Linked DNA regions of Homo sapiens: region 2 is linked to region 1. The links are chromatin contacts, found by Hi-C or POLR2A ChIA-PET in ENCODE. All regions are on one chromosome and are shown on one strand. The core of a region is the stretch at or near the end of the contact, and the rest is flanking DNA. Distances in the headings are between cores, read along the strand shown.

Evidence for each region. A loop is a pair of places that touch in the nucleus more often than their neighbours do. ChIA-PET counts read pairs that join two places held with the same protein, here RNA polymerase II (POLR2A).
Region 2: a loop to region 1 is called in a map of breast epithelium, with 14 times the contacts of the local background. The contact joins two enhancer-like sites. A Hi-C loop is called at or near these places in 4 of 168 maps with a recorded cell type or tissue (CD8-positive, alpha-beta T cell, IMR-90, breast epithelium and 1 more) and 1 of 37 single-sample maps with no recorded cell type. POLR2A ChIA-PET finds 5 or more read pairs at or near these places in 10 of 52 experiments (A673, AG04449, B cell and 7 more).

The regions. Positions count from the first base shown.
Region 1 is chr16:23,519,356-23,522,349 of GRCh38, reverse strand. It overlaps EARS2 (glutamyl-tRNA synthetase 2, mitochondrial), which reads left to right. Exons shown (of 9, transcript NM_001083614.2): 9 at 1-1,596. It also overlaps a transcript of GGA2 not described here. Among named protein-coding and RNA genes, the nearest start is that of GGA2, 10 kb to the right of the region's middle. Within about 2 kb of position 1,674, at least 3 of the 41 ENCODE cell types and tissues checked have a DNase peak (open chromatin) inside an H3K27ac peak, as active enhancers do; they include B cell, where a contact is called at or near this core.
Region 2 is chr16:23,569,865-23,572,917 of GRCh38, reverse strand. UBFD1 (ubiquitin family domain containing 1) reads right to left here. Exons shown (of 7, transcript NM_019116.3): 7 at 1-2,438. The coding sequence ends at 2,328. Among named protein-coding and RNA genes, the nearest start is that of UBFD1, 14 kb to the right of the region's middle. Within about 2 kb of position 1,742, at least 6 of the 41 ENCODE cell types and tissues checked have a DNase peak (open chromatin) inside an H3K27ac peak, as active enhancers do; they include B cell, where a contact is called at or near this core.

The DNA.
Region 1 (2,994 bases), core at 425-2,924:
CCTCAGTTTTGGATGACTCTGCTCAAGGTTCAGATTCTGAGGAGCAAGTATCTGTTGGGCTATCTGAGGTCCTGCTACCATTCCTTGGCCAGTAATAGGTAGTTTCACAGGGATTATATGCAATGGAGGAAAAGTTGTTCTCAAGGAAAACTAGGGAGCTTTCTCCAGAAGATGATGTAATGGCAGAAACAACAGGTGGTTGACCACAGAAGGGGACAATAATAATACTTGTAATTTATTGTGCGCTTATATGAGCCTCACCCTCTCCCAGGTGTCAGATAATGCTCGTAAATGCCTTAGTCCATCATCTCAGTAAATTTTTTTTATAACACTATGAGAGAAGCAGTATTTTTTTTTTCTGTTACAGATATGGAAACCGAGGTTCTGAAAAGTTAACTAAAACTTCCGAGGTTATAGTACGAGGCAAAACCAAGATTTAAACTCAGATCTGTGCCGATCCAGAGTCCAAGCTTAACTCTGATCTACTGAGTGTTGTCAGAGCATCTGTTTCTAAGACATTAAGAATGGTTAAAAGGAGCTTCTTGGCTCATGGTCAAGTGAGTGTTTTTAACAAAGTGAGTGGTCAAAATACTAAGTCGATTCTGGTATATCTACAACATGGATGAACCTCTAGGACTTCATGCTAAATGAAATGTCAGTCACAAAAGGACAAATACGTCCTAATGCTTTGTGAGGCAAAGGTGGTAGGCTTGTCAAAGGCCAGGAGTTTGGAGACCAGCCTGGGCAACATAGTGAGATCCTGTCTCTACAAAAAATTTAAAAATTAGCCAGGTGAGGTGACATATGCCTGTAGTCCCAGCTACTTGGGAGACTAAGGTAGGAGGATCACTTGAGCTGAGGCGTTAAGGCTGCAGTGAGCTATGAATGCACTACTGCACTCTAACCTGGGCAACAGAGCAAGATCCTGTGTCTAAAAAAAAAAAAATGAATAAAATAAAGTTAAAAGGATAGATACTGTAAGATTCTACTTATTTGAATTACTTAAAATAATCAAAATTATACAGGCAGAAAATAAGATGGTGGTTGTCAGACTTGGGGAGGCAGAAATGGGAAGTTACTGTTTAGGGTATAGAGTTTCAGTTTTGCAAGATGTAGTTACAGGGGTCAATGGTGGTGATAATTGCACAACATTATAAAGATACGTAATGCCGCTGAACTGTATATTTAAAAATGACTGAGATGGTAAATTTTATATTTTTCTGTATTTTACCACAGTTTTTAAAAAATACTAAATTAGAGCTGGGCCTGGTGGCTCACACCTAGAATCCCAACATTTTGGGAGGCCAAGGCAGGCAGATCACTTGAGGCCGGGAGTTCAAGACCAGCCTGGCCAACATGGTGAAACCCCATCTCTACTAAAAGTACAAAAATTAGCCAGGTGTGGTGGTACATACCTATAATCCCAGCTACTTGGGTGGCTGAGGCACAGGAATTACTTGAACCCCCACAGAACGGGAGGTTGCAGTGAGCCAAGATCACACCATTGTACTCCAGCCTGGGGAACAGAGCGACACTCTGTCTCAACAAGAAATTAATAAAAAAGCGAAATTAATAAAGCTGTTGCTACTTCCTCAAGTGAAGTGTGCTGTGCTATCTTGAAAGCAGCTCCAGACGTCTGTCTTCTGTTTGAGGGTTTTGCTCAGGATCAGTAAGACTTTTTTTTTTTTTTTTAAGAGGATGTTGCTCTGTTGCCTGCCCAGACTGGAGTGCAGTGGCACAATTATATTTCACTGTAGCTCTAACTCCTGGGCTCAAGAGATCCTCCTATCTCAGCCTCTTGAGTAGCTGGAATCACAGGTGCATGCCACCACACCTGGCTAAGTAAAAGTGTTTGAAGGAATTTCATACATTTTAAATAACCTCAAGCCCATCCCCAGTGTTTTGAGGGTATAGTGCAGCAGTGAAGGGCACAGAGGCTGTCTAGATTCAGAAACATTCTGCCCCTTATTCACATGTGACTTTCTGTACCTCAATTTTCTTGTTTGTAAAATAGGAATAAGAATTGTACCCATCTCAAAGAGTTGTAAGGATTGGAATAGATAACATATACGAAGTTCTTTTTTTTTTTTTTTTTTGAGACGTAGTTTCACTCTTGTTGCCCAGGCTGGCATGCAATGGCGTGATCTTGGCTCACTGAAACCTCCACTTCCCGGGTTCAAGTGGTTTTCCTGCCTCAGCCTCCCAAGTAGCTGGGATTACAGGCATGTGCCATGTGCCGCCATAGCCAGCTAATTTTGTATTTTTAGTAGAGACGGGGTTTCTCCATGTGGATCAGGCTGGTCTCAAACTGCCGACCTCAGGTGATCCGCCTGCCTCGGCCTCCCAAAGGGCTGGGATTACAGGCATGAGCCACCACGCCTGGCAACATATATGAAGTTCTTAGAACATTACATGGCATTTAATAAATGTTAGGTAACTATCACCATTATTTTCATCCTTAGAAACAGTGATCTTGGTGGCAATGCATAGAAACACACTCAGACTAACTGAAACCATGAAAGGAATTTATTGGAAGAATTAGGACTCTCACAGATCTAAAGGGCAGGACTTCCAACTGGACCTCACAAAAGAATGGAATCTGTACCTAGAAACCTGTTGGGACCAAAGGCAGCCACTCGGCCCTCTGAGATGGCACAGTTTCTAACATTCACCCCTCTGTGTGTCTGCTCCCCTTGTTTTCCCTCTGCAGGCTGCCTTTCTCTTTATCTCTGCAGTTGGCCAACAGCTGCCCTAGCCCTGAAGGTAAATCATCTCTCTTCTCCTACATCACCAATTAAATAACCAATATTCCACATACAAACTCGCAGGGGAGAATCTGATTGGCCTAGCCTGGGTCAGGTGTCTACCCCTGGTCCAATCAGCTGTGGTCAATGGGAGTCATATTCTATGATCATGGCTGCAGGTGGCTCACTTTAGTGTGTGGGAAACCAGTTCCTTCCCCTGAGCGTGTTCTTTTTCGGTGTTGTTTAGAGA
Region 2 (3,053 bases), core at 493-2,992, 50 kb before region 1:
CAAGGTCTTCCATGCAGACAGGGTGAGGAGCCACAGAGCTCAAGATTGTTGAAGCTGATTTAGTGAGCTCTGTAAAGCAATACTCAAACAGCTCCGTACGAAAAGGTGTCATTTACATTATTATTTATATATAGTATCTCGAAGTAAGGAAAAAAGCACCATTTTACTGAAAATAAAAAGGCTCACGCAGGCTTTGGTCCTCCTGAAATGACACCAGCCTGAGTGAGAAGCAGTTGGCCCTTGGGGAGCGGGGAGATGATGGAACGCTGTCACCGGCAAGAAGGGAGGCCAAGTGGCCCGGCAAGCCACAAGAATGGGGCAATAAGGGGAGCAGGTGGAGGGGCCTCGGAGAGCAGCCAGGCTAGTCTGGGGATGGAGCCACCTGCTCTGAGAGATCAAAAGTAGGTGTGCGGCACTGTCAGGACAAGTCTCTAGGACTGGGGCATTGGCAAACAAAAGGGGCAATGTCTGACCCGAGATGATGTTCTACTTAATGCATCTCATTTCCCCCAAAACCTGTCACCTGCAGACAGAGGCTTGGACAAGTAGCTCAGATGTACTCTTTTCCCCAGGAACTGCAGGCCGACAAGGACAGAAAAGCTGCAATGACTGCTCCTTTCTCAAGGGATGAAAAAACAGGCTGTTTCTTGGATGCTGCACTTCACAAATGTACTAATTGCCCCCAAAAAAGCAAAGAGTAGATTTTCCTGCCTAGATGCATCACTTGGCATTGACTACACCATGGAAAGCAAGAGTCTGTCTATGTGGGCTGGATTCCTGAACTACAGCTTAGAAGGGAAGGGCGTAGAATATCATCATTAACTGGCTCACAAGGAATAGTCATCTTGGGCGAACACATGCTAATACGTTTCACAGAATGAGGGGTGACAGCCTAGAATCCAAAATGTGATGTTTGGAACATTTCTCGCCAAACCTTACTATGAAAGCCTGCAACCAGTGAGAGGAGAACTGCAAAGACGGCAGCAGAGAAACAGCAAACAGCACAAAAGAGATAATTTACCAAGAGACTTTCCCTCCTTTCAGAGGCAACCAAGCCAGAAGGAGATGACAGAAGTTCACGTGTACAGAGAACAGAAGGGCTAAAACCAGAAGAAGGTGAGCTAATCATGAAAGCAATTTATCCCATTTTTGTTGTTCAATAACACTGGCCAACCTGCTAGGGTCAGATGTCTTCTTCAGAAAGGCAGCATCTCTGAACCTGGGATAAAGGACACTTGAACTGAATGCATGAGCAGAAGGACCCAATGGAGAAGCATAATTGAAATCATCCTTGGACTGCTTAAGAATTTCTTGAAAACTTCCAAAGAAAGAAGGTTATCTGGATCTGCAGCTATATGGCTGTATAACTATCTTCTACCTGGCTCCTCCTGGAAGAGGTCTTTGTCTGCTTGGGAGCTGGGGCTGTTGAGCGGCACAGCCCAGGCACAACCATGCCAGGCTGGGCCTCTAGGCCAAGCTCAGTGAGGGGTGCAGACAATCATCCAACCAGCAATGGAACTCCTTGGAGATGGGGGCCCAAAGGGCAAGACATTTAAACAGGAGTCACTGGGAGATACTCTGCTGCTCAACGAACACCACAGCAAGTGTGAGAGCTCCTTGCCCAAGACTGAGCAGCTCTTCCTCTCCCACCGTGCGTTCACAGGCAGCAGCAGCACGGCGGGAGGGAGCCCAGGAAAGGAAGCGTTGATGAGGTACCAAAAGAAGAACTGACATCTTTGGGTTCTTAAAACAAAAACTCAAATTGAGGAAGCGAGAGAATGAAAAAGGGAAAGAATTAAATCTGAATCAATGGACAGAAATATGTGGCTTACTAACCCACCCCCATTTTGCATACAATTTTATACAAAAAAGGAAAAAAAAAACACCCCAACTCATTGCAATGCAGTCCAAATGTTTGCAACCAAAGATGTATGAAAATATTTCAATTGAAACTGCTTTTTTTTTTTTTAAAAAAAACAAAGCTTTTGATCATTCCCTTGTCAACATAATTGGCAGATCTACTCTCAAACACACTTAAGAGTATTCCACACAACATGTTCGGAATTCAGATTTATTGATTTCCATCGTATTGACTTTAAAAATGGTATGAAGCTGACTGCAAGAAAGGGAACTGGTAATTTTAAGTTAAAATTAAGCTAATGGTGAAAGTACATCACCTCTGGCTTCAGTCACCACATCACCTCAGATTGAATATAGATTTTTTATGAACAAAGTTCCAGAACTCTGAAATCCAGGGATGCTGCAGGCCTCTCCCGGCAATGTCCTTCACTTTGGGTCAGTCTCCTGGGCCAGAGGTGAAAGTGCTTTCAAAAATACTGCCATTTCCCCAGCACAGTGTCTTTGATTGCATCCACATATTGAGTTGGAACCCAGTACACCCAGTAGTAAGAGGCTTCCGTGGGGCCCAACTGAAACGCCTGGAAGGGAAAAAGGAAAACCAAGCGGTACTTCAGAGGTCGGGAGACCAAGCAGGCAGGACAAACATGGGTGAGGGTTGGGATGTGAGTTAATTAAAAAGGGAAGAAAAACCAAACAAAACTTTGCACGTGGGGAGCATTCTCCCAACCAAAAACAAAAACAGGCAGGCTGAGGGTTAAGCTGAGCCAACCCTAAAGCAGCAGTTCTCAAACCTGAGTGGTCATCAGAGCCATCCGGGGGGCTTGCTGGAACATGGATCAGCAGGCTCCAACCCTGTGAAGTTTCTAATTTGGGGAGGTCTGGGGTGGGGCCTGAGAAACTAGCAAGCTCCCAGGTGATGCAACACTACTGATCCAGGGACCACAGTTGGAGAAACGCTGCCCTAGAAAACCTGTCACACATGCTCAAGAAAACAGGTATGAATGTTCATTGCAGCACTGTCTGAAACCACAAAAACCTGGGGCAACCTACATATCCATCAGTAAGGGAATGCAGAATTCAAAGTGACAAGGCTTAGTCACACCAATACTGGAGCTCTTTTTAAAGAGGTATCAACTGGGTCCATATGGATCTACAGTTAATACTGACAGATTCTTATGTTGAACCAAAGAAAA